2 separate regions of the Mus musculus genome follow, and region 2 is linked to region 1. Evidence: chromatin loops called from intact Hi-C (ENCODE). Cell type or tissue: heart. All regions are shown on one strand.

Region 1 (8,000 bases):
AGCTGTCTCTATTGTAGCCAGTGAATGCATTCCCAGTTTGGAGGCCTGAGACTAGTGCAGGCACAAAGGCCTAAGGAGCATGCACAACTGTGGCCGGAGTACTTGAGGACACTGTCCTTTCTTCTGCTCAGCTTCAGTACCAGGGTTGCCTGGCCCATGTGAGCAGCCTAGCCAGAACTGCAGCACAAGCATGTGGTAGAGGGTTTCCATGGCCTGTTGGACAATGTTCAAAAGCATGCCTGCAGCGACCTACTTCCTGAAGTTTCTAGGACCTTCCAAAATAGAATCACTAGCTGGGGACCAAGGCTTCACGAACATTAGTCCATGGGATAAGGTCCGTGTGTATGAGAATAATATTCACATCATGAGAGAGCTGAAAGGCGTGGGCCCTGGAGGCCTGAGAGCCGAGCTGTCTGTAGGCCAGGGCTACGCAGGGCCGTGACCTGTCTGCTTCTTCGGGGTTACGATGGAAGATGGAGAGAGAACTTTTTGCCTCACAGATTTGAGGGAGCCTGAGTTCAGTGGGGCCCAAAGTTGGGAGTCTTCAGGGAGAAGATACAAGAAGCTACAGTCAATGAGCTTTCAAGAGAACTTGAAGATGACACTGGCAGGTTGGGCAGTCTGAGGAGGCTGGCCTTGGGCTGTAAACTCTTTTTTTTTTTTCTTTTTTGGTTTTTTGAGACAGGGTTTCTCTGTGTAGCCTTGGCTGTCCTGGGACTCACTTTGTAGACCAGGCTAGCCTCGAACTCAGAAATCCACCTGCCTCTGCCTCCCAAGTGCTGGGATTAAAGGCGTGCGCCACCACGCCTGGCTGGGCTGTAAACTCTTGAGAACATGGAGAAAATGTTTCTGACCTGTGGAGAACAATCTGCAATCCCTGGGCAATTAGACCAACATCTGGTCTGTTGAGACCCAGCACCACCCTGTCCATTGAGACAGAATCTAGCTGCTCTGGGTCATAGTAAGAGCCAAGAAGTCGTGTCTTGAGATGGACTCAAGAATCTATCAAACATGGGTTTTCTAGAAGCTGAAGAGATGGCCTAACAGTTGAAAAGCACTTGTTGCTCTTAAAGAGGACCCAGGTTTAAATCCCAGCATCCACATGGCAGCTCACAATGATCTGTTCCAGTTCCAGGGGACCCAACACCTTTGTGCCCTCCTGCCCACCAGTGTACTTATATGCATGCAGCCACAAGACCTGTACACATTGAATAAATAAATCTTAAGCTAAAAAACCTGGGTTTCCCCACATGGGCAGGCCGGTTTCAGAAGTAGCAGTTAGGTGCCACATGGAGGCACAGATTGGGGCATGGCATGTAGGGCTTGACAGTCCCTGGCCCAAGCCCTGTTCCCAGGATCCAGGGTTCTGAGGCAGGTACAAACTGTCAAGGACAGCATGACCTCCACACCTAAGAAACGGGACTGAGTAGTTCCCATGTTTCCCAGCAGGTGGCACTCACACACAGAATCCTTCTGCACTCTGAACTTGTTTCAAGCCCACTGTGTGAAGGAAGGGGAAGAAAGAATGAAGGCTGGGAGCCATCGTTCATGACAGGATGCAGGGATGGCTGTCCCCCCACTGAAGGTCCAAAGATAACGTCCTTGTTGGCTTTTGTCTAGAAAAGCCTCTGCCCAGTTCCTGAGCAGCATCCACAGGGCACTTCTCATTGTGTAGGCTTGTTCCCTTATGCTGTTGCCGTGGTTACCTCTGGTGTGCCTTACTCTGTCAGGCCAGGGGCATGATGAGCCAGACTTAGACTAAATACTTTTGATGAGAATAGTAGGGGTTTTTGTTTTACAATTTAGATGTACGTTTTGCCTGTATGTCTGTGTACCACATGTTTGCCTGGTTCCTGCAGAGGCCAGAAGTGGGTGCTGGATCCCCTGGAACTGGAGTTAAAGATGGTTGTGAGGTGCCATGTCAGTGCTAGCAACTGAACTAAAAGAGTAACATGTGCTTTTAACTGTTGAACAATCTCTCCAGCCCAAGGTGAGAACAGGGTTTTGGTTTATTTTGTTGTTGTTTGTTGTTTTGTTTGTTTTGAGATGGTTGACTCTGTGTAACAAGCCCTGGCTGTCCTAAACTTGCTTTGTAGACCAGGCTGGCCTCAAACTCCTAAGAGATCCACCTGTCTCTGCCTGCTGAGTGCTGGGATTAATGGTGTGCACCACCACACCCAGCTGAGAGCAGAGTTCTATGGTCCAGACCTGCCACCTTTGTGGGGTGGGGGTGCAGGTGTCCTCTGAATACATTGTCCTTGGGAGAGACCAGTTCCTTATACCATGCTTTATATATAAAAGTCTGAAACTATACAAAATTAAATCATCTTCATGTTACATCTCAACCAAATCCAGATCCTCATGTACACACTGCCGGGAAACAGCCCTGCCCTGCCTGCCCATGGTTCAGGGTGGGAGGAACCATTACACAGCAGGAACTCTGCTGCCCATATGCGTGCTGTCAGGACAGGGCCTCCACGCCCACCGCTCTTCCTAGGAGCCTCCCATCATGGTCTTCTTGGCCTGGAAGAGAAAGCATTTTGTTTCAGTGACTTATTTCCAGTTTAGATATGGCTTAAAGCAAGACATCTACCACATCAAATGCCACCTTATCCCAACCACGCTAAAGAACTGAGATGCTAGTGTGTCTCGGGGGGTCCCAGCCTGGGCTCACCTACAGAGGACGCCTGGCCCCTGTGACTGAGAGTTTCTGTTATGAGATGGGCAGGGATGGAGGGGGAACCACAGGGGGGTGCCTTTATCTGGTCCAGGCAAAGCAGCAGATGGAGTCACACAATTCTGGTCAGCCACAGAGAGGGTGGCAGGGACAGCAGAAACTCTGAGCATTAGGAGTGTGTTTAGGGTTTCAATGACAGCTGCTGGCCACCAACCACAAGAGTAAAGGCTTGTGTCAAGTTAGAAGGAACAAGAAAAGCGCAACACCTGACGACTGAACAGCCTCTGCCGGGAAACCAAAGGCTGTATGTAGGTGAGGCTGGGCTGTAGTCAACTCAAACACTGCTCCTCATTCCCGCCGAGGCTACTGTGGACCTGCTTCTGATGCAGTGTGTCTGTCACCCTGGGTTCTTAACCACCGACCCTAGCTCTAGTGGAGGGGTCATGGGCAAAAAGGCCAGGATCAAGAACCCAAGCGGCTCTCAGCATCGCTTCCGTGCTGCAGGGAGAACCTGCTGCGGACCTTGCACTTTACTCCTCGGGGACAGGGTGCGTCAGGGGTGCGTGCCTAGCAGGACACTGCCCTGGCATCTAGCAGGAATTGCTGGGAGAAACCAAGTGGAGCTGGGGTCGGTCTCATCGGGTTGCCCATCGGCAAGACGCCAACAGCTAACTGGAGGCCCTGTCCCCTTGTCACTGGAGTTGCTTGGCGGAAAAGAGGACGCCAGACAGAGATGACGTAGCAGGGACACGCCCACCTACCGCGGCGGCGAAGCAGCTCCGCAGGGCCTCGAACTCGCGAACGCAGAGGTCCTTACTCAGGCGGCCTCCTGGGGCGGTGGACGCCTGCACGCACTTGCCATAAGCCGAGGCCTGAGGGAAGACGGGACAGTACAGGGACCTGACCCGAGTCGCCACCCATCCCGCTTCCGCTTCCGCTCCGTTCGCTCCGTACCTCAGCTCCACAGGCCGCCAGATGCTCGGGGAAGGCTCGGAAACGGCTCCGCACACGCCCCCACACCGCTCCGTTCACAGACATGAGCGGTCCTTTTAGGCTCTCGAGGGCGCCGCCATCTTGGGCCCTGCCTCTTCCGGAGTCGAACGCGTGAACATCCGGACTCTCCGCCTATCCTATTTTCTGGTTGGTCAGAGTCACAGTCCTGTGCTTCTGTAATTGGTCGCCGTTCTTGTCCGTCTCTTGCTGAGACTTTGGATTGGCTGAGACGCAGATGTTCCCGCCTTCGTGCCCGCCCCTTGCGAGCGATTGGTCGGGGGAGCGAGAGGAGCGCGACGATTGGAGGATCGAAGCCTGGCGGAAGCGGGGCAGTTTGGGAGGTTACCTGGACCATGGCAGCTGTGCCGCCCCTGCGGGACCGCTTGAGCTTCTTGCATAGGGTGAGTGAAACTCGCCGGGTGTGCTGACCTCCGGCGCCCGGGAACCTCGCTAGATTAGCGGGGACAGACACTGTCCAGCAGCTGCCGAGAATGAGTGTGCCTGCCGTGATAGCAGAAGGTTAACCCCAAGGGCGGCGGGCGATCTCCAGCGGGGCCCATCGGCTCTCCCCAGGCTTCATTTCAGAAGATCCTGGAAGCTCGTACATCTCTGGGGGACAGGGGGCATCTGGAAGGCCATAGCCACGGGGTGGCGAGAGCGGAGCCTGCTGCCAGCTGTTGACTGCAATAAATTGATTGCCTTGAGCTTTCTGACTGGATCTTGAGGGCACTGAGTGGCCCCAGGGACCCTTCTTAGGCTTTTAAGAGTCCCTGCTACAAGAGATCAGATCACTCAAGTCTGGGACAAGATCTGAAGTACTGAACTGTGCAGCTCCCTCCCTACAGATCCCCTTGAAGGCACTGTAGACAAATAGCACGGTGAAGACATACTTGTCTTAAATGTTCCTAAACCTCGCCCTCTCATCCAGATACTGATGGATGAGATGAGGTGTTCCCAGATTTCAACCAAGTAAACACCATAGGCTTGCAGGGACACGCAAGGAAGTAAGTAAGCAAGCACAACCAAGCTGATTCATGACTCAATAAGATGGAAGTTTGCTATCTTCAAGGAACCTTAAAGTCCCCAAGCTGAGCGGTTCTCACTCTTTGGGTCTGTACCCAGTAGTCTCACCCATCCAATGCACAGAAAGCCCTGAGATTCTTTCTGTTGCTGTTACTTAGTGTAGGAGGCAGGGGCTGAACCTCATCTTGACCTCGTTAGAGAACCTTTGTTGATTTTCCTCTTTCCCGGGTCACTCCTCCATGCCAGAGCAGAGCCTGTTTGCAGCTCTGCTTTGTGGCCCTTAGGGTGACTGTGGCCCTGCCCAGACTCTCTCCTGGGCAGTTTTAGCCCCAGTCAGCATGAGGCTTGCTTCCATTCCCTTCAGTGGCTGGGACCTACCCTGTCTAAGATGGCAGCTCACCATGGCCCTCATTCCCCTACAGCTCCCCATCCTGTTGAAGGGGACCTCAGATGATAGCATCCCATGTCCAGGCTACCTGTTTGAAGAGATCGCCAGTATCCTTCTGCACTGTTCCCATTGGTGGGTTTAGTGTTTAGTACGGAGGGGATCCTGACATAGCAGGAAGGGATACTGCATCAGGGTGGGGTTTTCTGCTATTCCAGGAGCACTGACAACTTCTTTTTTTGGATTTTCGAGACAGGGTTTCTCTGTGTAGCCCTGGCTGTCCTGGAACTCACTTTGTAGACCAGGCTGGCCTCGAACTCAGAAATCTGCCTGCCTCTGCCTCCCAAGTGCTGGGATTAAAGGCGTGTGCCACCACCGCCCGGCTCACAGACAACTTCTTTTTCCTACTATCCAGATGTGTGTGGCAGTAGGATTTGGGGGAAACACCAAGAACTGCAATACCAATAGTGTAGAGACCAGGACACCCTAAAAGTTCCAGGGCTGGTTAAACCAAAGCCTGTGGGAGTGGTCTTCATAGAGTGAGACCTGAGAAGGCCCTCGGTCACAGGAGGGCAAGTCTGTCTCAGCCAGTAGATCCTTCCTGATATGGCCTGTGTCAACCTGCTTCCCTAACCCAAATGACCCTCAGAGATTTCCCACGAGTCACTAGGCAGCAGCCAGTGCCTGCTGGAGTACCTCCTGAACCGTCTGGACAGCAGCTCCGGCCACGTGAAGCTCAAGGTGAGTCTCTGGATGGCAGGCAGAAGGTGAGGCCTCAGTTCCTGAGGCCAGGTCGTGGGGGAGGGGTGCTTAACTGCACCACAGCAACTCTCAGCCCCGCAGCCGCTGCCAGCCCCGCAGCAACTCTCAGCCAGCCCCGCAGCCACCACCGGCCCCGCAGCCACTGCGCCCGGTGACTCTGTGACTCTGTGAATCCTCCTTAGGTGCTAAAGATCTTGCTTTACCTGTGTGGTCATGGCTCTTCCTCCTTCCTCCTCATCCTCAGGAGAAACTCTGCTCTCATCCAAGAAGCCACGGGTATGGAAAGTCACAGGTGTGCCCAGGGAAAGCAGGGGGTTGGGGGTGGGTATACAACCCTTGGGTGCTACTCTTGGGGCCCTGACTGCTCTGAGCTTGTACATGGAAAAGGTGCCAGTGCTGGAGGATTCTAGGATTCTCTGAGGAATGGCTCTTAGCCCTTAGCAGAGCTGGCATGTATAGGTGTGTGTGTGTGCTATACACCAGCATGTGCAAAGGCCCTGAGCCAAGGAAAGCTTTGGGGTGGCTTAATGTGGTGTGAAAAAAACCTTATTTTCCATGAGGGAACCTTTTTTTTTTTAGCAGAGGAGTTTTAGCTCAGGCTGAATCAGCCTGGGAATCAGGGGCAAAACAATACGTAAAAGGTCCTGACAGAGACCTCAGGTCAGCCAGCTAGGCCCTGAGAAACTGCTAAGGGCCGTGTTGCAGGTGGGTGGAAGAGCATGGACCCAAGGAAGCAGTTAGGTAGGCATAACTTCAGTGTGTGTGGGAGGTGGGAGGTCTGTCTCCGGCAGACACAGTCGACATCATAGAGGTAGATGGTAGATTTGCTACCTCAAGTGGTCAAGGGAGAGTGTTAAATGCTATATCCCCACCCCACCCCCTGAGGAAGGGGATGGGGCATGTACCTTCTGGGAGGGTTGGCCTGCTGTGTGGGTAGCAAAGAGTGCCCAGGCTCAGCCTGTCCCGTCTACCTTCTGCCCTGCAGCTTTCTCAGGGCCTCCAGATCCTCTTCACGGAAATAGCTTGTACCAGAAGGTGCGGGCGGCTGCCCAGGTGAGCCCTGAGCAGGGTCCAGGGTGGCAGAGTGTCTATGAGGGGCTTGCTGTTTTCCTGCTGCATGGGACCCAGCTCACTCCTCCCTGCCGAGCCACCCACCCCATGCTTGGTAGGGCAACTCAAGAGCGGAGCTGGTGGAGATGGGCAGAGCAGCAGGCTTGGTGGGACTCAGCATCCACGTCTTCCTTTAGGACCTGGGTAGCACCCTGTTCTCAGATGCCGTGCCACAGCCTCCATCGCAGCCACCTCAGATCCCGCCTCCCGCAGGTATGCCACTGGGGACCACCTCCAGCCGTCATCGGAGGTCACCCCCGCAGTGTCCTCGATGTCTCTGTGCATGTGGGCAGGGCTGGGGAAGGCCCATGCTGAGGCCAGTGTCTTTTAGGCATGGGCGCCCAGGCCAGACCTCTTAGTGCCCTGCAAGGCTTCGGCTACACGAAGGAGAGCAGCCGGACAGGTAAGGTACACAGGTCTTGGGTAGAGAGATGAGGGGATCAGGCTGGGGGGTGGGGTGGGGTGGAGGGTGTACAAATTTAATCCCAGCACTCAGAAGGCAGAGGCAGACAGATCTGTGAATTTGAGGCACGCCTGGTTCAGGATGACCAGGGCTACACACACACACACACACACACACACACATACCACAAACCCTATCTCAAAGACCAAAAAAGAAAAAGGAATTTATTCTACTCATGTAGAGGTCAGGGCCAGACCTCACTGGCATCAACATTAGCCATCCTCCAAGTGTACCCCAGTGGGCTTGTCCCTTCCTGCCTGTGTCCCCTGTGCTGTTTCCTCTGCCCAGCTGAGAGGAAGGTATGGCAGGAGTGGCCAGGTCTACCTGAAGGACAGGAAGGATAAGCTAGACTTAAGTCAGCTGGCTGTGTTGGCCTTTGTGCTACTTGAGGTACAAGGCTCCAAGCCGTGACAGGACCCTAGAGGGTCATCTGCGCAGGTGGTAACAGTGCGGGGCGGGGGGGGGGGTCCCTGTTTACCAGACACTTGACACTTGTTTGTTGAGGGTCTATACAACAGCACAGAACAGAACTGTCCTTGGGGCAGGATGCTAGGCTGTGTCCAGCTATGTGCTCGACGCTGCTGCAG
Region 2 (8,000 bases), 160 kb after region 1:
TTCACCTCCATCCTCAGCCACTTCGCTGAGCTTGCCTAAGGTGGATAGCCATTTGTCTAAGGTCTCCAGAGGTGGTGGGAGCCTGTTAAGGGAACTCTCTTCATCCCCAGCCCACCCCACCCCACCCCCACCTGGCAGCTTTTTTTCCCTCCTAGGGAAGAATCTCCCAACCAGAACTCTCCTGTTTTCATTCCTGGCTTGAAGCTTCTGTAATAGGTAACCAGAAAGTTCTAGAGTAGGAGAGGCAGGAAAGCAGGAGCTCGGACTCCTCTGGGGCTTCGGGAAAAGCCTTTTCCCCCTCCACACCCTTGTTGCTCATGCTGCAGGACCTGCACCTCGGCCAGGCCTGAGGGCAGAAGTGTTCTTGTATGTGGGGGGCATTGCTCTGGTTTCAGGACAGTCTTAGTGGCTGGCCATCGAGGTGGCTAGAACTTTAGATGGAAGTCTTACTCCTACCAGCAGGAAGCCTATTTCAGCTGCCAACAGCCACCTGGTCTTGTCTGGCCCTCAGGGCATAGCCTGCCACCATGGAAGGGACAGGTTGAGACCTGACTGTGACTGGCTCGGGGTGCAATGTGGGGAGAGGGCCCAGGCTTAAGGAGTCCATTCTGTCACCAGTCAGCTCGAAGGGGTGGGGCAGACGCGGCTGTGGCTCCTGGGCAGGTCCCTAGTCGCCTAGAGCCCCCAAAGCCGAGACCAGGGTTCTGTGAGGTGTTGGGAGGAGTCAGGGGAGGAGGAGTCATATGGAGGACTCACCATGCTCTAGCAGCTGGTACTACCTGAGCAGAGTGCTTGCCCTCTCATCTCTCCAGTCCTCCCTCCCAAGCCCAGCAGGGACAGTACAGTAGACCCCTCCTCCCCCACCAGAGTGCTCCGCATGCTGCCATGTCCCCATCATGGCTGAAGGCAGAGGCAGCAGCACAGAGGAGCCTGGAGACAGGAAGACTGAAGGTCCCCTGGAGTCCCTCTGGATCCTGCACAGAAAGAGGACACTAGGTAAAATCTGGAGAACCCTGAGTGAACTGTGGACTTTAGTTAATGATCTGTCAGCACTGGCTCCCGAACTGTGGTAAATGCATCACTAAGACAACAGGCTAACAGCTGGGGCTGGGTGGGCTCAGGGGAAGACTTAGGGTACCCAAGACCCTGGGCTTTGATTCCTGGGACCACTTCAAAGAGGAGAAAGAAAAGGACGTGGAGGATCTTTGCTCTGATGAGGAAATGTGGAGCAGAGGAGCTTGCGGGCCCCGGGCTGCAGGTCAGAGGGTGCTGGGAGCTGGCCCTGCATAGCTGCATAGCTGGGCCAGTGCTGCTGCTGTGCTGCTGCCTGCTAGAGCTGAGGTCTAGCGAGCTGTTCCTCTCTCCTGCTGTCCCAGATGTGGGTGCTTCCTTCCGCTCCTCCTCCCAGACTGCACCTCAGGTTTACCCTTAACCTGACATGGTTCGGAGCTAGCTTCTCCATAGCCGCCACCACGTGGGTCCTACTTGCTGCTGTGGGGGAACAGATCAGCCCTGCTCACCTGACCATTTCTGGTTCTGGCGTCTTCTGTTCCCTCTCAAACCTACAGTGTGGCAGAAAGGAAAGGTGGACACTCTCTTGGTGGGGTACCCTTCCTGGTGCGCTCGCTTGGCTGGAGGATGAAGTGTGAACACAGTCTTGTGGCTTTCCAGAGTGTTTCCTGGCCCCGCCTCTGTCTTCTCAGCCACAGGGCCTACAACGTCCCATTCCCAGCTGTGGCTTCCCTCCCTCTAGGCAGGCCCAGGAAGTCAGAGCCATTCTGCTGAGGTGTGGGAGATGTGACCTCCCCACGCTGCCCTGCCGCCCCGCTGTAGGGGGTTAGCCTCCCCAGCAGCCATCCCCCTTATGTAATCTGCACATCACACAGGCGTGACTCCAGGTGCCTGTGGGAGGTAGCGCGGGGGTGAGCTCAGGGGCGCAAACAAGCCTCCAAGTTTCCTTGGGTGCCTCTCCTCTTGTTACATTTCAGCGTCATCCTGCGTCTGCCAGCTCGGTCACCCACTTGCCTATTAGAATATATTAACTGACAATGCAGACTTAAATAACTTGGGCAGGTGACAGGCTGCAGTGGGGGGGGGCCCTTTGCACCGAATCCTTCTGCAGTGGGCCAAGTGAATTCAGAGGACAATGGGTGGACTGAGGCAGGACAATGGGCAGGGAGGGGCGGGGTGCGGCCTGCACAACACCAAACTTAAGTTCTGAGATCCGGTGCCCTTGGCAACAAGGAAAGCCCACCCCATGGCAGGCACACCCATGCCTCTGTACACACCCAGCTCGTAGGGTTGTGCCTTAAGTGAATAAGAGAACTGAACAGAGGTATCTGTCATCAGAGCATGACCGACGGTCTGTGGTGACAGCTCTGATGGCAGCAGCAGCCTAGGCACAGGCAGTCCCGCCTGTGCCCATTCGCTCCGCAGAGTGCCCTCCATAGGCCAAAGTGGTCACTCAGCTTCCTGCTCACTGCGGGTGCTTTCCTGTCCCTTTCCTCTCTTATTGCTCTGCCTCTTCAATTAAGTTGCCTTAAAGGTGTCTAAAGGCGTTTTCAGGTTGCGGCAGAGGAAATAGTTTTCCAGACTCTGGAGTCAAAAGACACCCAGCCCTGAGCCCTGGTGTGTTCCACCGGGTCCTTCCCCACCACACCCCCATCTCCAGCTGGTCCTGCCAGAGTGAGAAGCCCAGACATGTACATACTGCTCCACATGCTCACAGATGGCTTCCCTGCTCGGGGCTGACTGCTGCTAATTTAGGCTGCTGGAGGCTCCGTGTGCGCTCTCTCTCTTTTTAATTCCGTGTTTATTTAAAGCCAGATTTTGAAATCTTGTCTTCAACTCTGAAATCTGAAATCGTCTTGCTGCGAATCTTACCCCCTCCTCCCGCATTCCCTTCCCCCAAGCATGGCGCAAAGTTTAGGGAAGCTTGAACGACTGGCTAGGGTCTCCTTACAGCAGTCCTGTTGTGTCAGCCCAGAGCACAGGAGGTCCCCGGGACATGCCTGGTGTTTCCATGTAAACAGGGGAAGCTGTGTGGAGCTTCCTGGTGCTGCAGAAGGGGCAGACCGGGACAGGACTGGCTCATCGCGTCCACAGTCCTACAACGGGACCTAGTGTGGCCCAGGTATCTAGGACCCCAGTGCCAATCCCCCAACTGGCTCTTGGGTTTTCAGAGCTCCTCTTAACCCATAAAAGCCACATACAGTGTCTTCCTGCTCTCTGGGGAATCAAGTCCACCTAGAAGGGACTTCCTGGCTAGGGCTTGCTGGTGTGTTGACACAACACTGGGCTGCCCTCAGGCAGACAGTGCCTGTGTCAGGGCACACACAGTGGGACTCTGTCCCCTCACGGTGGGACCCAGAAGACTCCCTGGCATGGTGAGTGCTCCAGAGGCACCAGGGCTGCACCCCATTGCACAACTACCATCTGCCCTTCTGCCCTTCCACAGCTCCCCTGGAGTGTGGGGAAGGGCTTTGGTGAGGAATGATTTTGAGGGAACTGGTCAAGAGCTGAGGTAGAGCCAGTTCCAGGAGGAATGCCTGCACCTGGAAGGAAGCAGCAGGACTGCCTAAGGCACTGGCCAGATTCCCACACCAGCCTCTGCCTCTTCCCCACCAGGCAGAGAAAAGGAAGGGTGCCGCTTCCACCCAGAGCCACCTGCAAGGCCTGCCAGGCAGGGCCTTTCTAACATGGAGAGCGTGAAGAAGAGCCGGGACAGTGAGCCTGGCACGTCTGGTCAGACAGGAAGATGACTGTGAGGAAAACTGGTGGAGTGCTAAGTTGGGAATGTCATTTCTCCAGCAGGCTCACTTCTCTCAAGGTTGAGAGACAGAGATGTTTGTAGAGTAGTGTAGGAAACTATCTGTCCCCCACCCTAGCCCCCGTCCCTGCCTGGAAACCATGACTCTAAAAGAATATGCGAGACATTTCACCCCCTATCCAACCAAAGGTCGGCTGTACAACCTTTCCAAATGTCACTCCAACCACTGCTGGCAGAACCCCGGAGATGCCAAGCACCTCGGTTCTGCTGTCGACTCTCACCCCAAGCTGCAGGGGGGTTTTGTTTGTTTTGTTTTTTGTCTTTTTTGTTTTTCTGCAGGAGCTAACGAAATTCTTTGTGCACAGCCTGAGGAGTTGGCTTTCTGAGCCTTGGAGCTGCTGGTGTGGGACTCTGGTGTTTTTCCTGCCTTCCTGGGCTCCAAGACATCCTAAGGAGAAAACCCCATGCTCAGACACTTAGGCAGGACAGTTCCAGGACACTGGGATTAAGCGGTGGTACCCGGCAGTTTCCTCAGACAGGTCGGGGCACTGCATCCACTGCTGCTGTTAACCCGGGAGGTCCAGCGCCTGGCTCCTGGGGGTCCAGCTTGGCTGCCTTTTCCTAGGCCCCCCTCAGGCCTTGGCTCTTACAATAGACTGCCACTTCTGGGACCCTTGCCTGAGTCTGGCTTCATCTTTCTGAGGGTTCCCTTCACTGCCCCCTGGTGGCACATCCAAGAAAGAAGCCCTGCCACTGGACAGGTGAGGGTGGCTGGCAGAAGTAGAGGTGCGCACAGCAGGAGGCGAAGGGCCAGCAGGGGAGTGCAGGGTTGTGTGGTTTGTGAGACCAGGCTGTACCTAGGAAGGGAGAAATGCAGCAATAGCATGCCCTGTCTCCCGAGGAAAGGGAAAACTCCTCCCTTCAGGTAGAGGAGACAGAGGAAGCCGGTAGCTGCCTGGAGAGGGGACATAGGGGCAGCTCGTGCATCTATAAGGCCCGTGCTCCTGGGAAATACTGCTTCATGATGTCTTCATAGCACCCAGCGACATCTGCCTACCAACTTCAAAGTCTTTTTTTTTCTTTTTCCCCTGGGTGTTTTGTTGTTGCTGTTTTGGATTTTGTTGGATTGGTTTGTTCCTCTTGTTTTTTTTTTTTTTTTTTAAGAGGCTCTCATGTAGCCCAAACTGGCCTCAAACTTACGGTGTGGTTGAACTTCTTCATCCTCCCGTTGCTAGGAGCGGGAGTTCTGGGCTTGAAAGTTTGCTGTGAGGCGGAGACAAACACTGTCTCGCTGAGCCACATGCTCAGCCCAGAACTGAACTTGCAAGGAGCTGGCTGCCATCTTACACTCTCTTTAGGGATCCAGGAGGCTGCCAGCTTCCCTAGCTCCTCCTCAACACGCCTTTCCCCCTGTTAATTTCAACCATAGCCAGCCTGGTGAGCATGTGACAGCTGCTGAGTTTAGTTCTGGTTTCCCTGGTGGCTGATGAGGAGTCTGTCAGCCCCTTCCTTCCTGGGTCTCTGTTGTCCATGACGATGATGATGATGATGACGACTGATTTTATTCCATTGAGAACTTCACACGTGAACACTAAACATACATGACTCCTAACACATACATACATGAACACTGAACATACATGACCCCTAATTCTTGCTCCTTCCAACTCAACTCCTCCCCCCACATTCATGACCTTTAATCACCATTGTTACATATTTAATGTGTACATAAACATATGCACACACATAATAACCCACTAGGTCCATTCTGCTTTGATTATACATATATACGTCCCTGCTGACCTCTTGGAACTGGCCAAGAGTCTTCTCTTTTTAAAAAAGAGCCACAGCCTCTACCCCAGAGAGCTATGTGGGAAGGAGATTGTGGGTGCCCGGAGACAACCGGCTTGCACCTGGCCACAGCTCGCAATCTTCACTCTTGATGAAGCATGACAGATGCCCACTGACACAGACACATGAGTGAGGTGAGGGAAAGTCCCCACCTGCTCCTTACAGACACCTGTGAGAGCCCAGGCACGGACAGGGCCATTCCCTGCAGCTGACAGCACCCCAGGACTGAGGGGTGGAGTAGCTGAGCCTCACTCACAGGGTGCTGGAAGGGGAACAGTGACCCTGGGCAGGGTGGGTGTCCCCAGTTACAGGCCTGATGATGGGGTAGTACACACCTCCTTCCCATAGGTAGCAACTATGCCTGCTGTACCTGGCAAGAACGGGCTTGTTGAAGAGCCACAGAAGCTAACCCTGCTCTGCTCTGCGCTGCTCTGCTCTGAGGACCAGCACCTTCATACCCCACTACCACCCTCCCTCCGTAGCCCTTGCTAACCTGGGGTTGCTGCTCTCACCACATCCTGCACAGAGCCTCCCACACGTCATTGTCCCTGTAAGCAAGGGATCTTAGGCTGTCCTGCCTTGGGGGACTCCCACACTAGTGAGGTCAGAGGGCAGCTTGCCCAAGTTCATTCCCTCCTACCATTGGAGTCCCAGTCAGACTCAAGGCCTCCCACCACTGGCCCAGCAGAAAGTTGTGTGTGTGTTTGAGACCTGGTCTCTGTGTAGCCCTGGCTATCCTGGAACTTGCTATGTAGACCAGGCTGGCTTCGAATTCAGAGATCCACCCATCCCTGTCTCCAGTGCTGGAATGAAAAATGAGCACCACCATGCCCAGTAGAGTCTCCGCTCTCATCTTGTCAAATGTCCCTGAGATCTCGAGCTGAAATGAGGACAGTATAAACTAATTCTAAGCACTTGTCACAAAAGCAAGGGTGGTGGCAGTCAGAGGCTGAGTAACAGGGCGTGGGGCTGGCAGCAGGGTGCAGGGCCAGCATCCTCGAGAAGTGCCTTTCCTGCAGGGTTGTGGCTCAGGTAGTCATTCCCAAGAACTCATTGGCTCTAGGCTTTGAGCCCCTGGCAGGCACTTAGAGGGGAGGAAATGCCTGTGGCTAGCTCAGGCTGGGCCAAGGGAGTTTCCACCATCCCTCCCAGTTCCAGCAGCAGTGAGATCCCAGGGCCTCTGGCCACATTGGGCCACAACAGCAGCTTCATTCCTAGGCGACGGTCTGAGTCACCATCTGTGGGCTCTGGCTCCTCACCAGCTGGGCTTGCAGCCTTAAGTTTGCCACAGTTTGGCCTCAGCTGAGTCTCCATCACCACTTCGGCCATTTTTCTCTGCTGTTTCCTTTCTTTAAGCAGAAATGTGATGCAAATGGGTTCCAGGTCTGTGCCTGCTGTCACCCGCACACACTTCCAGGGCTGATGTCATGGGTTAGATTCTGGTGGTGCCAGGTCAGAGGCCCCCCACACACTATCACTTGTTGGCCACTGCAGGGCTTTGCAAATAAAGTTTTGGTTTTTTACTGTCTTTAAAATGTTCAATTTATGTATAGGAGTATTTCCCTTGCATGTATGTGTGTGCACCACAAGAGTGCCTGGTGCCCTCAGAGGTCAGAAAAGGGCATTAGATTCTCTAGACACACGGGGTCCTGGGAACTGAACCTGGGTCCTCTGCAAGAGCAACATGTGCTCTTAACTGCTGAGCCATCTCTCCAGTCCCTGTTTGTTTTTGAGACAGCCCAGGCTGGCCTCATAATCACTACAGAGTCAAGGATGACCTTGATCTGGTCCTCCTACCTCTGCCTCTTGAATGCTGGGATCACACTTGGGGCTGGGAATAGGGCTCACTTTGCACGCTGAGCCAGCTCCCCGGGCCCTGTAAGTGAAATTGACTTAGAGTCCGGCCATGCCTGTGCACACTTCTTCCTGTCACTGCAGAGTTCAGACACGCAGGCCACAACTCCCAGAGCATTCTTTTCAATAGGGACATTGATGCTCTAGCTTCCCCCACCCCCCCACCCCCGCAGGAAGCCGCTGGCCACCTCACACCAAGCCTGAGGCACTGAACTGACTGGAGGGGTGGCGGGATTTGCTTCAGCTGCCCCTGGTTGGCTTCTGTTTCTAGGACCCATCCTCCAGGCTTCCAGCTGTGGACACACTGAGAACCCCTGCCTGTGTCTCCTGCTCTGGAAACCCCCGGCCCTCTGCTCTGCTCTGTTCTCCACAGTTGCTGCCAGCTCTTTACCACCTCCCACCACTGGGAAGGGAAGCTCGGCAACCTTGAAGCACAGGCTGGTCCTCCGGTTGCCACTCTTGTGTGTCTTCTTCGGTTTTGAGACAGGATCTGATTTATAGTCCAGGCTGTCCTCAAAACCACAGG

What was found. A loop is a pair of places that touch in the nucleus more often than their neighbours do. Peaks named below come from ENCODE experiments on the same cell type or tissue, not always from the same donor. Only the 100,000 strongest peaks of a DNase experiment are listed, where the experiment ranks them.
Region 2: a loop joins it to region 1, with 2.2 times the contacts of the local background. A loop is called at or near these places in 7 of 42 quality-filtered maps.

Annotation. Positions count from the first base shown.
Region 1 is chr11:120,094,697-120,102,696 of GRCm38, reverse strand. Tepsin (TEPSIN, adaptor related protein complex 4 accessory protein) reads left to right here and starts at 3,966. Exons shown (of 13, transcript NM_183137.2): 1 at 3,966-4,071; 2 at 5,116-5,188; 3 at 5,728-5,819; 4 at 6,023-6,116; 5 at 6,826-6,893; 6 at 7,088-7,163; 7 at 7,282-7,353. The coding sequence starts at 4,024. It overlaps Ndufaf8 (NADH:ubiquinone oxidoreductase complex assembly factor 8), which reads right to left and starts at 3,763. Exons shown (of 3, transcript NM_001110242.1): 1 at 3,632-3,763; 2 at 3,439-3,549; 3 at 2,273-2,523. The coding sequence starts at 3,715. The coding sequence ends at 2,494. In heart, a CTCF peak has its summit at 1,445 (motif pointing right); DNase peaks (open chromatin) are centred at 1,396, 3,896 and 7,209; H3K4me3 peaks cover 2,895 bases; H3K27ac peaks cover 2,915 bases.
Region 2 is chr11:119,932,158-119,940,157 of GRCm38, reverse strand. It overlaps Gm11767 (a long non-coding RNA gene), which reads left to right. Exons shown (of 5, transcript XR_001780400.2): 2 at 156-216; 3 at 868-996; 4 at 3,033-4,530; 5 at 5,969-7,148. It also overlaps a transcript of Baiap2 not described here. Among named protein-coding and RNA genes, the nearest start is that of Baiap2, 6.9 kb to the left of the region's middle. In heart, a CTCF peak has its summit at 4,505 (motif pointing left); DNase peaks (open chromatin) are centred at 4,477 and 6,777; H3K27ac peaks cover 1,802 bases; H3K27me3 peaks cover 3,391 bases.